Regions from separate parts of the Homo sapiens genome. Here region 2 is linked to region 1. A link is an interaction called in ENCODE POLR2A ChIA-PET data of the cell type or tissue named here. Cell type or tissue: GM12878. All regions are shown on one strand. Links, peaks and the distances in the headings refer to the core of each region. The heading gives the core; the rest is flanking DNA.

Region 1 (4,000 bases), core at 1-4,000:
TGAACTTGACCAATTTTACTTACCCTTGACTTCCCACTGGTATCTTCAACACATCTCTGCTTGAATATCTCCAGATACCACTGCATGTCTGCAGGCAGGAGGCTCAAGTCTTTTTGGAAGGATTAGGCTAATGAATGGGAGGGGTTAACTGTGTTTTAGAACAGTGCTAGCCAATAGAAATATCATGTGTGAGCCACATATGTAATTCTAAATTTTCTAGTAGCCATGTTTAAAAAAAAAGGAAAAACAATTGGACTTAATTTTAATGTATTTTTATTTAACTCAATATATCCAAATATTATCGCCACATGTTATCTACGTAAAATTATTAAATGAGATACTTTCATTGCTCTCTTCATGTGAAGTCTTCACAATCCCATATGTATTTCATAGGCATAGTATACCTCAATTTGGAGTAGCTACATTTCAAGCACTCAATAGTCATGTGTGCCTAGTGGCAACCATATTGGAAAGTGTAGTTTTATTTTTTAAAATATTTTCTTTTTAAAACAATGTTGTGGGTACATAGTAAGTGTATATATTTATGGGGTACATGAGATGTTTTGATACAGGCATGCAATGTGAAATAAGCACATCATGGAGAATGGGGTATCTATCCCCTCAAGCATTTATCCATTGAGTTACAAACAATCCAGTTACACTCTTTATTTTAAAATGTACAATTAAGTTATTATTGACCATAGTCACTCTCTTGTGCTATCAAATACTAGGTCTCATTCATTCTTACTATTTTTTGTACCCATTAACCATCCCTCCTACCCCCCAGCCCCCAACTACCCTTCCCAGCCTCTGGTAACTGTCTGCCTACTCCCTGTGGACAGTATAGTTTTAGAGTAATTCTGGGGTCCAAGAGGGGCTTCCTGGGCTTGAAAATGAACACAGTTCCAAATGCTCAGCTTGCCTAAGCATGTGGGAGAATCCTGGCTCCAGCCCAAGCCTTGTTCAGTCCTAAAAGCGTCTATTAACTACATCCACATACCTGGCCCTCTAGGAACAGCATGGTGGGGGATGGGTTACTCAAAAGAGTGGGTTTATAGGAAGCCCATATTCTAGGACCAGCTCTGTTATTAGCTAGCCATGTGAACTTGGGCAAGTCATTTTATTCCTTTGGCCTTCCTCTTCATCATCTGCATTGTCTGTGAAGTCAGAGGGTTATACTAGAGATAAACCCCAGGGTTTATCCCAGCATCTTCATCCTCTCATTCAGTTCTAAAAGCTTTACAATTCAGAGGGGAAGGTTTCTGCATTCAAAAATTAAACAGCTGATGGAAGAGCCAAAAGGAAGATGTGAACAATTCAGTAGGAATATGAGAAAGGTGTCTTTGGGTATAGATGTTAATATGCCTGTAAATGGTAGCAGGTCAGGAAAGGGAATTATTACTGTCATCAAAGGCTTGAGGGATGTTTATTGACAGACATTTTTCATAGACACCAGGATAAGAATTTCTACAGTTGGGCTGGGCACAGTGGTTCACAGCTGTCGTCCTAGCACTTTAGGAGGCTGAGTGAGGCAAGTGGATCACTTGAGCCCAGGAGTTTGAGACCAGCTTCTTGGAAGGCTGACATGGGAGGATTACCCCAGGAGGTTGAAGCAGCAGTGATTGAGCCAAGGTCATACCATTGCACTCCAGCAGGGTGGCAGAGTGAGACCCTGTCTCAAAAAAAAAAAAAAATAAAAAAAAAAAAAATAAAAAATTCTTCAGTTTCAGCCCACACACACTGTCTCCAGTTGTCAAGAGCAAATTCTGGGGTAATTGTTCTTCCATGATTTCCATTTAGTGCCACCCCAGACCCCTAAGAAGCCCCCTAAAAAGCCCCTTTCATTTGGACCATTTCCCTGCTTCGGGATTTTGATACGACACCTATGTTTAGGTAACAGGCCACAGAGTAACTGAACAACTACATATTAGAAATGACCCTGAGCTTGGGATCTGAGCAACCTCCTTCCCTCTTCCTTCTGGCCAGAAGACAAACTATAACAAAAATTGCCCAGCAGTGCAGAAGAGGGCAGCTCCTTCCTGCGTAGATGTCTGTCTCCTTAGCATGCTAAAATACTAGCTCACATCAGGGTTAAGAGTTGTGATGATTTTAAAAATGTTGATATGAGTTGGTATTTTCTGAGTGAAAGTGAAACTCAGCTGATCAGGATTTAGTTAAACAACATTATCATCCCCACCCTCTCAAAAAAAAAAGCTTTTATGATATTGAAATTCATCAGAAACTCATGCTGGGGAACAGATTGACATAATTTTCATAACAAGAGGAAAACTGTCTAAATATTCATAATGAAGTGCCCTGAGGTTCCTCCAGCTCACCACATCTGGAGTTTCCCTCTTTCTTATTATAATTGATACAGATTTGTGGCCTCTGTGGGATAGAAAAATAGCCCAAAGGGCTATTGAATATTTTTCTGAAAAATAGTTCAGTCTTACAGATTCAGAAGACCAGCTGAACAGGTGGGTTGGGGGGAAAAATCCTTGACAGAATTTGTACAAGGGCAGATCAGGCTTCTGCATAAATTATGACTGCAGGACAAAGGCTGTTTTCCCTGCTGAACCTCATCTCACTTCCTAACTGGACACTCATACCGCCTTTGCAATCCCTTTGTTCATTGACTTGCTTCTTAGGAGTTCTCATCTGTGATGGCAACAAATGGAACCTTGTTGCTATCATTAGATCATTGGTCCCTCTAGGTTGAGGCTGTATCTTCTACTTGATATCCCCACCATGCAGCCTAGAAAAGTGCCATGGATTCAGTGGGCACATAAAAAGTGGTGGTTGAGCAAATGGAGAAGTATAAATGATTTATGATTTATCAGGCTGTAGATTGCACAGTTTTTTAAAAGCCGTTAGCACCATGCACGGTGGCTCATGCCTGTAATCCTAGCACTTCGTGGGGGCCGAGGCGGGAGGATCTCTTGAGCCCAGGAGCTTGAGGCCAGCCTGGACAACACAGTGAGACCCTGTCTCTACAAAAAATAGAAAAAATTAGTTGTGCATGGTGGCACATGCCTGTGGTCCCAGCTCCTTGGGAGGCTGAGGCAGGAGGATCACTTGAGCCCAGGAGGTCCAAGGCTGTGGTGAGCCACGACCGTGCCACTGCACTCCAGTCTGGGTGACAGAGTGAGACCTTATCTCAAAAATATATATAAAAATTAAAAAGCTATTAGCCATTGGTCCCCTTTGCCAAGTGTACATATACCTGTATATGTAAGCCCCTCACAATGAGACCTTAAACACAATGGTAAGAAACATCTTTCGAAAGTATGTTCCAAACACCTACTTTAAGAGCCCTCTGCATGGAAAACAGTTCCATTCACTGTAGGAAAACAGCACATAATGTATCTCTTAAAAAGTATGCTTAGATTTAGCTCTAAAACATTTATGTATAAAGCCCTCATGCACGATGAGATGCAATGCTAGAAACATCTCCCAAAAACATGTTTGAAACACTTGCTTACGAAATTTTATGCTTGGAAAACAGTTCCATTCGCTATATGAAAACAGCACATAATGCATCTCTACAGAAGCAAGTAGATTTAGCTTTTAAAGTTGTATATGGAAACCACATATAATGAAACTTGAAATACAATGGTAAGGAACATCCTTCAAAAGTATGTTCAGAACACCAGCTTACAGAGCTCTCTGCTAGGGGAAAAAACAAAACAAAACAAAAAATCAAAACAAAATACATTTGTTCCTGTAAGACACTTGAGCATGTTCTGGAGTCTGAGTGGTTAGCAGTGGTTGCTGGTGTTCCTTGGCTTGCCGGTGTTCCTTGGGGCTTGCCAGACCCTCTCTTCTTACCAGCCACTGCTCTCCCAATCGGCCTAAGACTGTTACCAGTGGAGGGTGTCCAGGTTCTTGGCGTCTTGAACAAATAATTGGACAAAACGCACAAACAAAGCAAGGAAAGAGTAAAGCAACAAAAGCAGAGATTATTGAAAATGAAAGTACACTCCACAGGGTCAGAGCGGAC
Region 2 (4,915 bases), core at 916-4,915, 490 kb before region 1:
AATTTAAATCTTCACTTTAAGCCATTGTTTCTCAACTGTGGGCAGTTTTGCCCTCCGAGGGACATTGGCAGTGTCTGGAGACTTTTCTGGTTGTCACAACTGGGGGATGGGTGCAGTGCTGCTAGCATGTAGTAGATAGAGGCTGGGGTGGGCACAGGACAGCATCCCATAATAGAGAATGGTCCGCCTCACAATAATCCATAGCGCTGAGGTGAGAAAGCTTGCTTTAAATTCATACCATTTTAATGTCCATTTTTTTCTTATGATCTAACAATAACCCCAGAAATAGGAAGAATAAGTAATTTCCTGTTCGATAGATAAGGAAACCAAGGGTCCAAAATGAGTAACATTTTGACTGTAAAGTGACAGCCAGGACCAACTTCTGATTTGAAATTATTCATGATCTTTCCGTGCCCCTCCTACTTACAGGGTGGTCAATGGCTCGATAGCATCTTCTGGAAGCTTGTTAGAAATACAGGTTCTTTGACTCTTCAGTCAGAACATGCATTTTAATAAGATCTCCATAGGCTTCTATACACTTTACATTTTAAGAAGTACTGGTCTGAATCACACTGTCCTTGAAGTTGAAGCAATCAATTTTCTCCCTTAACTGAGTTAAATTATTTTCAAATAGGGAAGTAGAAACATTCTAAGGCAGTATTTCTCAATGGGACTTTTGCATCAGAAATACCTAAAGAACTTCTCACAATACTAATTCTTGGGCTTCTCTTCACATCTACTAATCTGTCTTCAGAAGATATAAAAGCTCCACAGGAGATTGTGATTGATACCTAGGCAAAGAAGCACAGATAATACAGAAAGGTATAATTTCCTTAGGTCATTATACCAGTCTCAGTTCAGTCTCAGTTTTGGAATTGCAGTGTTTGATCACCCTGCAAATTATTGTCCCAGGGAACTTTTGTACTTCAAAAGACTTCTGATCAAAGGGTAATATTAAATAATCTAAAATATGGGGTATGCACAGTTCTGCTCTTATTAAAGTGAGATCTCTATATTTCCCAAGCTTGTTAATCATTCAGGCATGTACATAAGCTTCCTCTTGGGTTAAACCTAAGGATCTTTTTCAGAGGGTATGAGAAAGCTTTAAAATTTAAAAGGAGAAAGATTTATAGTAAAACGGTGAGATTTGATTGTTTATTCAATATGAGAATTTATGAAATAACTGATAATATTTTGTTATGATCAGTTTTTTAAAGTTATTTGTCTCTATTTAAGGATAACAAAGCTGATGTAATTTTAAAATACAATGCAGACGAAGCTAGAAGTCTGAAGGCATACGGCGAGCTTCCAGAGCATGGTAATGTCTGAGTTACTGTATTAACTTGTCATATGGTATTTAGGTTATGTGTTGCTGGTTAGGTGAAGGAACTATGGATTTTGCTTATTTACTTTAGTGCTCACATTTTTAGTTTTAAGTATGCCTGCCTATGCTTCATAATACTAGATACTATAAGAAAGAAATTACTGGAATTCTGTTCCTAATAAATATGGTGAGGAGTTCTGTAAGCTTTGGACTTCCACATAATGCTAACTAAAGGAATAATTTTGTTATAGTATCTATTAAAATTCCTTCCTCGAGAGACTGTCAGTGCGCATATGGGTTAAACACGAAGTGCAAGTCAGCCGGGCATGGTGGCACATGCCTGTAGTCTCAGCTACTTGGGAGGCCAAGACGGGAGGATTGCTTGAGTCCAAGAGTTCAAGGATGCAGTGACCTATGATCATGCCACTATACTCGAGCCTGAGTGACAAAGTGAGACCTTGTCTCAAAAAAAATTAAAAAAAAAAAAAAAAAAAAACCATGAAGCAAGGGCAAGTAATTAGGTACAGTTACTGATTTTGTTTGTTTGTTTTGAAATGGAGTCTCACTCTTTTGCCCAGGCTGGAGTGCAGTGGTGCAGTCTTGGCTCACTGCAACCTCTGCCTCCCAGGTTCAAGCGATTCTCAGCCTCCAAAGCAGCTGAGATTACAGGCATGCACCACCATGCCCGGCTAATTTTGTAGTTTTAGTAGAGACGGGGTTTCACCATGTTGGTCAGGCTAGTCTCAAACTCCTGACCTCAGATGATCCACCCACCTCTGCCTACCAAAGTGCTCGGATTTCAGGCGTGAACCACCATGCCCGGCCTCATTACTGATTTTTATTAAAAAGTTATATTTCCATTTTATCGTTGTATAATAGTATCCCATAGGATTTTTTAAAAGCAACATTTCTTGGTTTTCACCCTTCCAAATACAAAAGTAATGAATTCTTAACGCAGAAAACCTAAAAATAAGTCCCTTATAACCTCATCAAAGGGGAAATGTACTTGACATACTGTTCTGTAGGCCTGCATTTTCACTTGGCAGTTATTATTTTTGGCTCTGTTGTATCTTAAGAAAAAACATAATTTTGTTATATTTTACTTAAGCATGAAAGTCCTGCTGAAATTACTTAGCATTTCTGATCTAAGAAATGTTAATGTATATAGGAATAGGACTAGCGCTTCCTGGTTCATTTTCATTGCTTAGGGGTAATCATGATTTGACCAGATCTTTCTGATTGATGAGTCTATCTGATGATTAGTGAACCAGCTATTCTTAAGGAAATACGTTGTTACCATATTTCCTTGTATGTTGAGAAGTATACCTGAAAGTTATAATAGCTTCAGAATTAGTGTAATTAGGGCCTTCCTTACTAAAAATACCTTTGCAAACAAAAGAAAATGGTAACACAGATACTCCCATCTTGACTTAGCAGTGACACTGCAGGAATTTTTTTTCATAAAATATTCTTTATAGTTATTGTCTTATATAAAAGGAATGCTCTTATGATGAAACTTTGAGTAAATTACAGTGCTGACTTATGAGTATTTCTTACTGTGTCCTTAGCTAAAATCAATGAAACTGATACATTTGGTCCTGGAGATGATGATGAAATTCAGTTTGATGACATTGGAGATGATGATGAAGATATTGATGACGTAAGTAGATGTACCTTGTGTTTTCCAATTTTTGTTATTATCCATGGAGAAACCAACTTTCCCCTAACATCCATTAATTTTAAGAACATGGGACACTTAAATAAGGTTGTATTTTGAGAATTGTCTGAATTAAATAATATTATTTAGAAGACACCTGGTCAAACTGTTTATATTTTGAGAATTCTTTTTTTTTTTTTTTTTTTTTTTTTTTTTGTGATGGAGTTTTGTTCTGTCACCCAGGCTGGAGTGCAGTGGTACAATCTCAGCTCACTGCAATCTCTGCCTCCTGGGTTCAAGCGATTCTCCTGCCTCAGCCTCCTGAATAGCTGGGACTACAGGCGCGTGCCACCACGCCTGGCTAATTTTTTGTATTTTTAGTAGAGACGAGGTTTCACCACGTTGGCCAGGCTGGTCTCGAACTCCTGACCTCCGGTGATCTGCCCTCCTCGGCCTCCCAAAGTGCTGGGGTTGCAGGCGTGAGCCACCATGCCCGGCCCTATTTTGAGAATTCTTATAACCCTCTTCAATTTCTCTTCCTGAAAAGGTCAGTGTTTGCATTGGCAATATTAACGCCAGCCACTCTAATCATAACTTGTTTAATTAAGAGTCTCTAAAGAGATAGCCATTAAGAAATTTAGTGGACAGTTGAAAAATAGATCTTATCAAAGGAACATGCCTTTTTAATTGAAATATTAGTGTGTTGAAAGAATCTTGTTTGAACCAGCTTGATATGAAGCATTGGAATTACAACATACACTGAAAGCCTTGTCAAAATGGAAGCCTATTGCCAATTATGGTATTTTTAGCTGTTGGGTGTGTACTGTTGGCAAACTCTTGGTTTGCAGTTGGTATGTTTATTTTGAGGAAAATGGATTGTCTTTCCTAATAATAAAGTAGTAATGCCCATAAGTGTAAATGCTTTACTGCACTTCTGCTGTTACTGTAATTGAATGAAATTCAAACTTAATCTTTTGGCAGTATAAATTTATTTAGTGATTAGGGTGTTACTCTTAAATCTGTTTTGGGCTCTTCTTTTCAAACCTCTTTTAACTAAAATGTAGTTCAGAAACCACCTGTGTATTTCAACCCAAAAACAATAATAAGTCAGATGTGGTGGTATGCACCCATAGTCCCAGCTACTCAGGAGACTGATAGGGGAGGATCACCTGAGCCCAGGAGTTCAAGACCAGCCTGGGTAACATAGCCAGACTTTGTCTCTACATAAATAACATAATAACGTTAAATTTGATGCAAAGATGGAATTTCGGAATACCTAGAGCAGTTGTTCCTGACCAAGAATACTCACACTGTGAGTTAAATTACTAATATTATAGACATTTTAACATGTACACAAAAATAGGAAGTGAGAAATAAACATGTTGTTCTGTTATTTTCTTAATTTTGGAGACCCTGAGCCAAGAGGAGTCTTACGACTAAACTGTTACTAATATTTTGACAATAGAATTAACAATTCTATTCTTTGGTAAATAAGAGCTTGCAGCTGACATGTGGATTAAGCGCCAACCCAAACATTTTGACATCTGAGCAGGGGTAGAAGGCCTCTTTAAAAAAAAAAAAAAATTAAGGAACCTAACCAGAGAACATGCATGGATATGAAGCCGCATGCACCAAGATAATGGGTTGAGAATCTAGGCGTGGTCAAGATTTTCTCAGTAAAAATTTCTGGATCTGGGCCAACGCCTCCTCAGAACTGGACCCAGCTGGCTGGCTGGAAAAGGGATGGTAAAGAGTGATTATTAAAGGAGTTCTCTTGAACATTTTGTAAAAGTTGGCTCTGTCACCTGAGAACCCTACTCTTTGAGACATTTCTCCAGGTGGTTTATAGATGTTTTAACTATAACCAGATTGACTCAGGAGAATTAGGTCAGTATCACACTGAACGGGATCAATCATATCATGCTTCCTGTGTC

The links. ChIA-PET counts read pairs that join two places held together with the same protein. Peaks named below come from ENCODE experiments on the same cell type or tissue, not always from the same donor. Only the 100,000 strongest peaks of a DNase experiment are listed, where the experiment ranks them.
Region 2: POLR2A ChIA-PET joins it to region 1 with 6 read pairs; 2 of 35 experiments call an interaction of 5 or more read pairs at or near these places.

Annotation. Positions count from the first base shown.
Region 1 is chrX:19,641,017-19,645,016 of GRCh38, reverse strand. The region is part of intron 7 of SH3KBP1 (SH3 domain containing kinase binding protein 1); the gene reads left to right. LOC124905255 (a long non-coding RNA gene) reads right to left here. Exons shown (of 2, transcript XR_007068406.1): 2 at 257-3,892. Among named protein-coding and RNA genes, the nearest start is that of MAP3K15, 130 kb to the right of the region's middle. In GM12878, for the core only: no CTCF peak of the experiment used is centred there; no DNase peak of the experiment used is centred there; H3K27ac peaks cover 246 bases.
Region 2 is chrX:20,128,585-20,133,499 of GRCh38, reverse strand. It overlaps EIF1AX (eukaryotic translation initiation factor 1A X-linked), which reads left to right. Exons shown (of 7, transcript NM_001412.4): 5 at 1,237-1,318; 6 at 2,893-2,984. Among named protein-coding and RNA genes, the nearest start is that of EIF1AX-AS1, 8.9 kb to the left of the region's middle. In GM12878, for the core only: no CTCF peak of the experiment used is centred there; no DNase peak of the experiment used is centred there.